Linked DNA regions of Homo sapiens: region 1 is linked to region 2. Evidence: chromatin loops called from intact Hi-C (ENCODE). Cell type or tissue: endothelial cell of umbilical vein. All regions are shown on one strand. Links, peaks and the distances in the headings refer to the core of each region. The heading gives the core; the rest is flanking DNA.

Evidence for each region. Peaks named below come from ENCODE experiments on the same cell type or tissue, not always from the same donor. Only the 100,000 strongest peaks of a DNase experiment are listed, where the experiment ranks them.
Region 1: a loop joins it to region 2, with 7 times the contacts of the local background. A loop is called at or near these places in 10 of 110 quality-filtered maps.

The regions. Positions count from the first base shown.
Region 1 is chr10:33,113,745-33,119,780 of GRCh38, reverse strand. IATPR (ITGB1 adjacent tumor promoting lncRNA) reads left to right here and starts at 2,974. Exons shown (of 3, transcript NR_160030.1): 1 at 2,974-3,310. In endothelial cell of umbilical vein, for the core only: a CTCF peak has its summit at 3,381 (motif pointing left); a DNase peak (open chromatin) is centred at 3,380.
Region 2 is chr10:34,634,086-34,640,121 of GRCh38, reverse strand. The region is part of intron 2 of PARD3 (par-3 family cell polarity regulator); the gene reads left to right. Among named protein-coding and RNA genes, the nearest start is that of PARD3, 180 kb to the left of the region's middle. RefSeq lists a silencer at 2,307-2,601. In endothelial cell of umbilical vein, for the core only: CTCF peaks have their summits at 1,467 (motif pointing right) and 2,445 (motif pointing right); DNase peaks (open chromatin) are centred at 1,521 and 2,451.

The DNA of each region.
Region 1 (6,036 bases), core at 686-5,685, 1.5 Mb after region 2:
TTATTTTGACATCTAGGGCACTTTATAGTATGCAAAACATTTTCACCTGCCTTATTTCTGAATCCCCACAACTACCCAATGGCATCAATAAGACAAACGTTTATTCCTATTTATTAAAGTTAAGCTCCTTTCTCAGGATCATACTTATTAATGGCTGAGCTGAAACTAGAAAACAAACCTCCTTGAATTGCAAGTATATGGACAAGGACAAAAAGAAAATTGAAAAGAATAAAATCAGCTGATGTGTCTGAATAGCAGATTATTTTCTCTCCAATGTTCCTTGATTGTAATTTTGCCTTTTCAGTAAACAAAATCAGAACTTTTTTTTTAAAGCTGAGTCTTTATAAAGTGTTTGGGCAGGGTTGGAATATTTTGAAGTATGTAATTTTAAAATAAATAACTCAGATTGTAGGCACAACAGAAAACTACACAGTGAATGTTCTTCTCGCTACTTTCATTGACTTTGATTTTTCTGGTTCTAGAAAAATGGTAGAAAATTGGTTGTAGTCAGAATTAGAAATAAAAATATATTTAGTACCATTGTGTTTGAGGTAAAATATTTGCATGCATGTATACTTAAATGCCAAATACAAGTGCGTCACATTGCATGAATAATGGAAGTGTTAGACCCTAAAGATGCCCCAAGATTTTTTGAATACCACAGAATATCTCCATGGACCAGCCACTAGAATGAAAGTTCCATCTTTGTCCAGTTCTATGGTAGCAACAGAACATAGCAAGTTAAGGCATAATGGCCTCTGCTCTCTATAATAGGTATGGGCTCACGTTTATTTTCTATGTCAGGCCTTCTAGTGGGTATAATAAAGGTAGACACAATCTTTATTTCTATATGCTGACTAGACGCAAGGGAGAAGTAGTGACCCAGAAAAGACGAGTGGTGGGGGTGGAGTAGATGGTGAATAAGGTTTACAGTGATTCCTACTTAGTAAAGTTCAGTCACATTCTCAGGAGTGCATCTGTCTACAGCTGAGCTGAAACTAGAAGGCGAACAGTGAATAGAACAAGGATCAGAGGCTGTGCCACTGACACAGCAAACACTCCCATTTGTCCCTACAGTGTTCCACAAAAAACAAACCTGAAAAACTGTATCCAAGTCTCTGGTGGGGGCCAGGGGTCCAAAAATCTGCATATTTAACCAGTATCCCAGGCAATTGGGGGCACACTAAAATATCTGTGTTCCTGCATGTCACCTGCTCAACAACTCAGAAGGTTACAAAAAGTAATCCAAGACTCAGGGAGGTTCTGTCAAACAGTGCCTGGGAGAACCAAACTTGAGCCCTTCTGATGCCAGAAATAGACTGTGTTCTTCACTGCACATTGCCACAACCTGGTGGCAAGTCTTTACAATTCTCTGAGCCTTGGCCTCCTCTTGTGTAAAGTGAGAGGTTAGGATTTCTTTTGTGTTTGGCATTTGATGATGACCCGAGGTGAAAGAGTTGTCTGCATCCAAGACAGCTGGATACCAAGGTGCCATTTTGGATCAGAGAAACTTGCACAAACTCTGGGCCAAATGGTTTTACAGTGGTCTCTGACTCTCTCAGACTAATTTAAGATGTATCCCAGAACGATTAGCCTATGGCCCATTTATATCAAGATCCAGCTGAGTTCTAATTGGCACGAGCAACCGCTGGCATGGTACACACAAGTGCTTGCAAAGGTGATTGCCAACAGCCACCCAGCTGCAGCGGAGAGGATGTGGGCACAAACCCTTCAGATTAGGGTGTGTCACTTGAGACCAGGCCAGAGCCATCAAAGCACCCTGTTTTCCTCCACCCTTTCCGACTGCCCCAAGACTGGCACAGGGTTTAGTAATAGCGAAAGTAACACTTGCCCATGTAGGGACCAACAGTCTTTTCTAGGTTGAGTTTTCTAACTTGAGTGAGGTGCCAGACAGAAAGATGCCACCAGAGAGATTTGGCTCCCCAATGTGCCATGCAGTAAAGCCTGGCCCTTATGGCCTGCCGGACAGCATTACAACAAGTGACAAGCGCACATTTACTGTCATGGCCTGACTGAAAATCCTTGTCGTCTTAATTTGTCATTCCGAAATATATGAAAACACCTACTTAGGCCACAAAGCCTTCTTTTTTGCCTAATGGTGTTCTAGAAATAAACTGGCAGTGAAGGATACTGCATTGTTACGGGGATGTTGTCAGTTGGTTTCGTTTATCCATTTATCAATGCCATTTTGCAAGAAATAGTCTCTGCTTTAGAGATGACACTTCATACATAACAGGGAGGGCGTGAGTTTTCCTTAACTGCCAGAACATTACATAATATAACATGTCACCAGGCCTCAAATGCAGCAGCAAAGACTCTGTATATAGGCGACTCCAGAGCCAACATGTGCTTAGCCAAAAAAAATGATTCAATGCCTTCAGAATGTGGGATGCAAAATGAGATTCTGTAGGAGTCAGGGGTCAATGGTGGGAGAGTGCAAGAAACAGATCTGACAGCTCCCAAGTTCGGGGCAATCTGTTCTCAGTTAACTAATAGTTGAGAGGGATCGCTGAAGGATACAACATTGATACCCCAAAGCGCTCCAATCAGTTTCACTATTTGGCCTGATTTTATGTGTCTGTTTTCCATTCCTCCCTAACTCCTTCTTGGGCTGCAGAATGGGCCTCATTTGCAGGTTTGGTTACCAGTTATCAACTTCCACTGTGATAAAGGACAATTAGGATACAACATTGATACCCCAAAGCACTCCAATCAGTTTCACTATTTGGCCTGATTTTATGTGTCTGTTTCCTATCCCTCCCTAACTCCTTCTTGGGCTGCAGAATGGGCCTCACTTGCAGGTTTGGTTATCAGTTATCAACTTCCACTGGGATAAACGACAATTAGGAGGTGGTGGGGACAGGAGTCCTGCCTGTGAAGTCCCAGTTAATCACCAAGCCATACAACCTCCCCTAAAGAGTCAAGAGCGGATGCAGGCTGTTGATGTTTTTCATTCAAAGCTCGCAATGCACCGTTCTGAAAACTCTCCAGCGTAGAATTCAGGAACCCTGAGTTTTCTATCTCTGTCTAGTTCTGGACTGAATGGGCTCAAGTCATCTAGTTAACCTCTCTGGATTTCAGTCTTCTGAAAAGTGAAGCTAAGAGATCTAGCATTCTGCAGAAAAGTACTGGAGATGACTCAGGACTGAAAATGATCATGAAGCCCCTTTGCAAATATCAAAGTGGTGATGAAGCAGTCATGAACTTTGACCAGAAGCCGTGTTTTGTGGGATTGCCACTTTAATCGCTCCTGTTCATCATTAGGACTGCAGCCAGAGTGTGGAAGGAGGTGAGTGCTTTGGTGGTCTTGCTAGGTTGCGGAGCGTGGGCTTTTGTGGATATGCAACAGTGCCCTCTATTGGCATCCGGCATATTTTAAGCCACTGGAGCTGATAAGTCCATTTTCCTCTGCCCTGTGTCTTTGTACTTCTTAGTGGAGGCCCAGAGAGCTTGTGTGTAAGGGGCTGTGACCAGACTGCTCAGCAAGGGCTTTTGCTTCGCAGAGTGCTGCGCGTACATTAGAAAGCTGCTGAGTGGAAATCTTATTCCCTGGGATTTTAAACAGCCACATTTCCTGGCGTTTGACATCAATGGGACATTTAGCAAATGGAGTGCCAGATGGAGCTCCTGGCTCTATTTTCTGTAAGACACTTGAGAGTCAGAACCCTCCCAATGTTTGCGCTTGATAGGCTTGCCCACCGTAGGGCTGGCCACGGCTCAGTGGATGCGGGGCATTCTGCGGGCTTGCAACGCGGGGAGAGCGGGGACACACAGGATAGCACGTGGCAGCTCGGCCTGCATTGCTACACACAAAAGCATTTCAAGTTCCAGCATCCTTGGTAATTCACTTTAACACTCAGTCACTCACTTCTCTTATGTTATCTGACTTCCTTACAAGCCACATGCAAGAAAACAAATAGTAATTGACTCACACTTTCACAAGCACTGTCTCTCCTGAACTTCTCAAGGCAGTAAGCAAGGCAAACCTCGGTGCCACTGTTTTGGAGATCAAGAAATGGAAGCTTAGATTGTTGAGGGACTTGCCCACAGTTCCATGGTATCACCTTATAACTTATAGAAAAAGCAATGAAATCTCAGATTTTTTCTAATATCTAAGCAGTGCTGTCTTCCCCACCCCCCACCCCCTTTTGTTTTTTGAGACGGAGTCTCACTCTGTCTCCCAGGATGGAGTATAATGGCATGGTCTCGGCTTGCTGCAACCTCCACCTCCCAGGTTCAAGGGGTTCTCCCACCTCAGCCTCCCTAGTAGCTGGGACTACAGACACAGGCCACCACACCCAGCTAATTTTTGTATTTTTAGTAGAGACATGGTTTCACTATGTTGGCCAGGCTGGTCTCAAACTCCTGACCTCGTGATCCACCCGCCTCAGCTTCCCAAAGTGCTGGGGTTACAGGCGTGAGCCACCACTCCCGGCCTCTCTTCCCCCTTTCTATGTGAACACATGTACTTTTATTAAATCATTTTGATTATTTTCTATTAATAATTCACATTTATATGAATCACAGAATTCAAGATTACTATATAGTCCCTAGAAATTGCTTTATTACTCACTATATTTATGAAGGCTCCTAGTAAATCTCCATGATGATATTTGGAGAGTCTCTGATATATTCAAAGTTGTCCTGTTTTTATACTGAAGGCAGCCGACACTGATCCAGTCAATGAAATCGTGATTCTCTAAGAATGAATATTTGGATTTTTTTTTTCTTTTCATAAGGTTGCGTGTCTTTGGTGTTCAGGCAGGTAGATGCCACATTGCTTTATTAAATTGGTGTAATGGAGCATGGATTTTTTTATATTGTCATATGCAGTGATAATCTAAAATTCTAGAGCTATGATTCATCTCTGAGGATGTTTTACTCATATTGCACAATAACCAAAAAGTATTTAGACCTCAAACAGCGGGTTAACTGGGCATGGCCCTGTCCTTGTACAGTTTGCATGCTGTTATTTTTACAGATGTTCTCCTCAGTTCCCACCTTAATTCAGGTCAGGGGAGTTAATGGGAAATGAAACTGCATCTCCTCTACTTCCCTCCTTCCTGCACGGTTGACTTGAATTATAAACCAACAGCTATGCTCTGCCGGTTGATAACTGAGTTGTTTACCACCTCAACCAGAAGATGCAACGATTAGCTGTTTTTTTCTGGCTTTAGAAAAAGGTTACCTCGTAAATAGATGAGGAGACAATCTGCATATCTGCCCCATCTTACCTTTGACTTAGATACCTACTTCCCTACTGAAACAATAAACCAGTCTCTGGCTGTTGCTGCAGAAGAATCTGCTACAGAAATATCTGTCACACTTTAAAATTGTTTCCCACACACCAAACAAGCTCAACCGCTCTTCTCTTGTTCCAAAACAAAAGCCTTATCCTGTAGGACTCTTTCAACAAAAACCAATGAAGAACACCTTTACTTTTTCAAGTAAAACTAAAAATAATGATCACAAAACAAAAACTTGCTCTTTATATTTATTCAACTTCCTCTAGCCGCCCCCTACATTAAACCAAGTGTTTGAGAAGAGTTTCAAGAAATCTTAACTTCAGAAGGAGTTTTAGGAAGTTCCTATTGCAATCTCTGATTAACGTGGAAATCCATTCTCTTGATAAATACTTCCACTAACAAAGAGGCCTCTCTTTAAAAGATTGTCCATTCCTTTTCTGGAGAGTTCTAAAAGAGGATAATCAAAAGGAAAGACCCTTCTTTCACTGGAATTTATGTCTTAGTAAGTGTTCATTTCAGATATATTCACAAGTAAAAAGAGAGTAAACTCTAAGACTCAAAAATGGGCCATTTCTATGAAATAAGGACACAACAGATCGAAGCTGAAAGATTTGATCAACCTTATCAATTGTTGAAAGACAAGTCTTATAGAAGGAAGCTCGGCCAACTCCAAAACTGACTCCTTTCCAATGCTTAGTGATCATCTGGACACACTTGTGGAATGTGACATTTTGGTCTAACACAAGCACAGAATAACATGTAGCATATA
Region 2 (6,036 bases), core at 446-5,445:
TTGTTCTTTCTTCAGTTGTACAAGAGGAAGACTGAGACTGCTAGTCAGAGGGATTGGTATTTTCTTCTGTTCTGAATATAGAATCTTGGGAGGTTTTATGGAGAGAAATTAAGGGCATGTCTGTCTTTTATCTATGTTTGTATGTAACATGGTGTTTAATGAATATAACCCATGTGCTAGGTGCTTCACATAAATGGATTCTCATAACACTCTGCGAGGTATCTGCTCTTTTACTGTGTGTGTGTGGTGTGTGTGTGTGTGTGTGTCTTACTCTGTTACCGAGGCTGGAGTGCAGTGTTGCAATTATAGCTCACTGCAGCCTTGATCTCCTGGCCTCAAGCAGTTCTCCCACCTCAGCCTCCCAAGTAGCTGGGACTACAGGTACAAGCATGTACCACCAGCTAATTTTTTATTCTTTAAATGTTTTGTAGAAATGGGGTATTGCTCTGTTGCCCGGGCTGGTCTTGAGCTCCTGGCCTCTAGCAGTCCTCCTGCTTTGGCCTCGCAAAGTGGTGGCATTAGAGGTGTGAGGTACAGTGCCCAGTCTGTTTTCCGTGTTTTGTAATTTAATAAGATGTGAGCCTCAAGACCATTAGTGAGTGGTAAAGCTGAGATTTGATTCTCATCCTCCACCACACTAACGGGGATGTGCCCTAGGGCATGAAATGCTTCATTCCTGTTTGTTTAAAAACGTGTTTTTTTTCCTTGTGTTTTCCTATGTATTTTATTTTTTTTTTACTTTTATTTTTATTTTTTTGAGACAGAGTCTTGCTCTTTTGCTCACAGCAACCTTTGCCTCCTGTGTTCAAGGGATTCTCCTACCTCAGCCTCCCGAGTAGCTGGGATTACAGTCACGTGCCACCATGCCTGGCTAATTTTTGTATTTTTAGTAGAGATGGGGTTTCACCATGTTGGTCAGGCTGGTCTTGAACTCCTGACCTCAGGTGATCCATCTGCCTAGGCCTCCCAAAGTGCTGGGATTACAGGTGTGAGCCACTGCACCCAGGTGTAATTTGGTATCATCTTTATACATCTTCATGCCTACTCATATCTTCTTTCATAGATTAGAATGAATTTGAGAACAGAGGAAATTTTAGACATTATGCTAATGGCATGAGGATCCTAGGCCTAGTTAGAAGTCATCTTTGAAATAACTTCATAGAGCCGTATTTCATATTTCTCTTCTAAGAATTGTGAAAGAACTTAATTTTATTTCCCCAGAGAGAGAACTATAAATCATACGTATATAGTAACAAAGACAAAGAATGTTTGTGGAGGATTGAACTCAATTTAGAACTGATTTACACATCAGAGCAAGCCTGCTGAAAGCATAAGATTTTTACGTGGTTTTGCCAGACAGGTTGAAGGGACTATATTAAGGATAAATAGTTGAGCTGTTTTGTGGTATTTTTATTTCAAAATACCCAGAAATGGAAAGCAGTACTTTTCTTGTTTGGGTGTGATTCATGGACTGTCCAGCAGAGGGCACTGCCAGTTTGTGAGTGAGCATCCTTGCTGGCAGCTGAGTGAGCCTGCGCCTGCACTTCCCAGAGGAAATGGGTCTGAGTGTGATGTGGAAATAGTTACATTTTATTTTAGAATGTTGTCATGAAAGTTATCATAGGTGTCATAATAGCATTTGTAAGGTGTCACAGAAGATATTGCTGTTTCCTGCTACCTAGATGTACTGAACATTTTGCAGTTAGCTACTTAGCATGGTTTAGCTAATTGGGGACTGTTACTGACACATGGCTGGATCCCTACTTTGCCTCTCCTCCTTGAATTTGAGTTATATAAAGGAAATCTCAGTACTTAGGAATTTAGGGGAAAATGTTTAATTTTTGATGTGTAACCAAGAAGAAAGCATGGCAGTTTCTTATTGGTGGCTTCATGACTTACTGTGAATTTTTAATTTTTCTGAAATCTCAGGTATTTCTTTCCTTGCTGTGAATCCTGGGAAATGATTGCATTTGAAGTGGAGAATCACACAGCCTCCTTTAGTCCACTCTCCACAATGTCCAAATTATCTTTTGGTTATTCTTTTGTCTACCAGACTATCACAGCCATTATATTCTGTGGACTGAATTGTCAGTTTTCTCCACTGTAAGAATGGCGGGTGCACAGTCCGTGTGTCTTGTTTATGTGTACACTTGCAGATACAGAGTTGTTTTTGCCTCAGCTTTTCCTATGTAAAAGTTTTAAGTACTGTGTAAACATGCTTGTATACCTGGCTTTTGAATATATTTCACGCCTGCAAACTTAATTATTTGATGTGCATGGAAGTTGTAGAAGAGATCACTTGGTTTTTCTCTTAGGTTCACTTCTGTTTTTGTTTCTCTTGCTCCTTCAACTCACTGATGACAGGTGCTTTCCAAACTGCCGGCCTGATGCAGAGGTGCTGATTCCCCATTTGCTCTGCCCTTCTTTAGGGCTGCTGTACCGGCAGTGCCCACTGGGGGGCAGCGTGATTGCACACCAGCCTGCAAGGGTCTCCTTGGCTTTCTTTTCAGTTGGCAGGTGTGGGGGGCATTTTTGAGAACAAAGCACATTATTACTGAACGCTGAAACCCCCAGTGACAAAGCATTGTAGTGAATTCAAATGCACGATCCGGGAAATTCTCGGAGCCTCTGCGACTGGTCTCTCCAGCAGGGCCTGATACACAGGATCACTTGTAATTAAAACTAACACTTGTGGATGGGGGTGAGCTCTCACGTTAATGGACGTTTCTCATTGTACAACATTCAAAATATGTGGCAGGCCTTTGATAAGGAGTCTTTTTTCTTTCATCCCTTGAATAGTTATGAGGTGTGGAAATAAGAGGAGTTAGTTGGGAAAAAGCTTGCATGCTGGCTTTGTCGTTGTTTTTGAAAAGAATGGAAAATACTTGCAAATAAAGGCACATGGATTATTTTATCCATCTTGCACAAAACTGGGCTCATAGCACCTGATGGAGTCCTGGCTAACAGGTTTATTTTACTTATTGATTTCTGGAAATAAAGCAGGCACTAAACCGGACCACTTAACTATTTAAATCCTTGCAATAGGGTATAATTGTACTTTCAGATTTGTTTTTATATCAGTTGTGCAACATGTCTCAGGCAGTCATCTTGATTTTAAGTTCCTTTCTTTTAAGTTCATGCCTTATTCTCAACTTTCTTGCTCCGTAACAGAGCTGTGAATGGATAAGACTCGGTAGGCATTTGCCTAAAAGGTTTTGATGCTAGGAGGAACTGCACAATTCCTTTGCCCTTCTTGGTTTTCCTGTTTCGTGCTTATTTTTTATAAGCCGTGCATTGCTGTCGTGTGCAGCTGTGCACCCTCCTGCTGCCCGTCACGGCATCGGGTCTTTCCTGTGGGCCTCCTCGCCCTGCCCCACCTTTTCTCCAGGCATGAATCCTCCCCTAGAGCGCATGCAGTCAAATTAACGTGGAGACAGAGCCCATTATGAAGGAAATCAATTTATTCTAATTGGGTGACAACATTAGGCTTGACGGGAACTAGCACACCATCGTAAGCATCATGGTTACTTTGACTCTTCGTGAGGTGACTTAGGTGCAGTGTGATTTTCGTTTTCCATGCCTCCACCCCGCAGAAGCACCTGTGCGGTAACTGTCTGGGTTCATGTGTCCTGTGCTTCCAAAGCCTCTCGCCAGCGGCCTTTGTGGTGGGGTGGAGGGACTGGACAGGGGGCACCCAGTGAATTAACGCCAGAGAGTGTCTGGCCTCAGAAGGGCCAGCGAGCAAAGGGGTGTTAGCCCCGAGCCCGGATGGAGGAGGCAGCAGTGTGGGTTTGGATGACAGAGGGAAAGTAGAGATTTGGGAAGAAGAGGGTGGAAACAGGGTGGGTCTCCGTGGATTGCAGGGGAGGGTTTGTCTGCAGGTGTACAGGGAGTGCTGGCCCTGGTTTGGTTTAAACTGATGAGGGCCCTGGGCACATGCAAATGCGTAAATCTATCCTTCAGGCAAGGGATGAAAAACCGTTGAAGAGTTTTGGCTTCTTCTTCTTCCTTCTTCCTTCCGTCTTCCTTCCTTCTTCCTTCTTCCTTCCTTCCTTCTTCCTTCCTTTCTTCTTTCTTTCTTTCTTCTTCTTCTTTTTTTTTTAATAGAAGAAAAGTTACTTAAGAAAAGTTATCCTTGCGTAAAAAAAAATTCTGTGGAGGGAATATGGGGTGGGAGGTGTCCAGGCTCTGTTCTCATTGACCTGGGATTAAAGACCCAGTCTGCCCACACACTGTCAGCTTTACAACCTTAAGTAGTTCCAGAACCTTCCCAGACTTTGTCTATTAATCTGGGTAATATCAACTCACACAGCAAATGTGAGGAGAAAGTTCTACTGTATTTATAGAAGTCCAGCTCAGTTCTGGGACATACCGGTAGGTGCTCACTTGTTCTTTTCTCTTCCTACATCATCCTTTAAGATTGAATGAATAGCAAAGAAGAAAAACTAAAACAAGTATCTCATCGAGTGTTTTCTACATACCAGTTGACCAACCTCAAGGAATGGACCATTTAGCAGACTTGGTTGGTGTGTTCAGAGTCATAGGCATATAAATTTGAGTCGTACTGGGTGCTGTTCTGAGTGCTTTACTATCTCCCTTAGTTCTGTAGCAACCCTGTCACATTGAGACCCCTTACCACTACCGTCATTGTCGTACCCCTGTGGTCCCTCAGGATAGGCAGGAAAGTTAAGAAACTTTCCCATGTGGGGAAAAGGAGCTGAGCCCCAAATGCACACTCTCTGGCTCTAGGGCCCAAGCCCTCAGCCTTATGCCTGGCATCTCTCGCTCAGACAGGTAACCACAAGCTGACTTATTGCCCAATACTTTCTGGCTACCCCTATTTGAAATCCTATGCCTTTAGCATTTATCTGCAAATAGAATCAGAAGACCGGCAACATGGTGGGCTGAGAGCACCCATGGGGAGAAGCCTTGAATTCATCCATGGAGCTTGAACACGTCGCTGCATTTCTCCAGTTCTCCTCCTCCTTTGAAAATGTCTTAAATATGTATTTTTCTATAACCTCATGTTAGAAGTGAATCTCCGGTTTTGAGCAGTGTTTTCAGTGGAGCCATCGTGATGCCATCTGGGTGTGCTCTGAAACACAGTGACTATTTGGGGACCCAGTGTAGGCCGCCATTCTTCAGGTGGACGCTAGACATGAAGCACCACTGTGCCCTGGACTCCTGCTTCGCCTGTGGTGATGCCATCATGGCTGTCCCCTCACCTCATTCATGTTCAGATTCCCCCTGTTTGCTTTTTGATGCCTTTTGTTCCCAGCACTCCAGCTTCAATCTTAACTAGAAATCACCCAACAAACTGAAAAAGCTCCCAGTTCTGGAAATGGTACTTTGCAGCTTTCATTCTGCCCGTAATACATTTGAAAGCACCAAGTTTAGGGTCTCAGCAAAAAGCCAAAGCTGTCTCCATGTTTCATTTGAAGGTACTTTTGTTTTCAGTTGTTTCTTTGTGCATGTAAGAGCATTTTTTGCCCTGTTTTTGTTTCTTTCCTTCTTATTGAATGGAACAATTCTTTAAAACCTTGTACCTATCCTGCTTTCAGTTTCTTCTGTTTATTTAAAGCCTGAGTATTTCTTGTTTAGTTATAACAGCAGTAGTACATGCTAATGGGAAAGAAAATGGAGAAGTGTGTAAACTGGAAAATAAATAAAAATGTCCTGAATACCACATTCCTTCCCTCCCCTGGAGGGAAAACATTATCTTTTTTTTCCCGCATCCTTCCAGAAATTTTCTGCACATATATGAGCATTTTAAGCACACCCACACGCACAAATGGTTTCCCGCTATACGTACTGTTCTGCCAGTATATCTTGGATAAGTTTCCGCATCAGCAAATGTAGATTGACTTCATCTGTTAACAGCTCCTTAGTAATTAGGGGATAATTTCTCACAACTCCCCTATTTTTTCTGGGTTTCCAAACAAGCCGCCTTGGATCTATTCCCAGGGTTCTCCCCAAATAGTGCTCTTCCAGTTCTGCTTCCTTTAGGAAGGAGTTTCATCTTCTAGTGTCATCTAT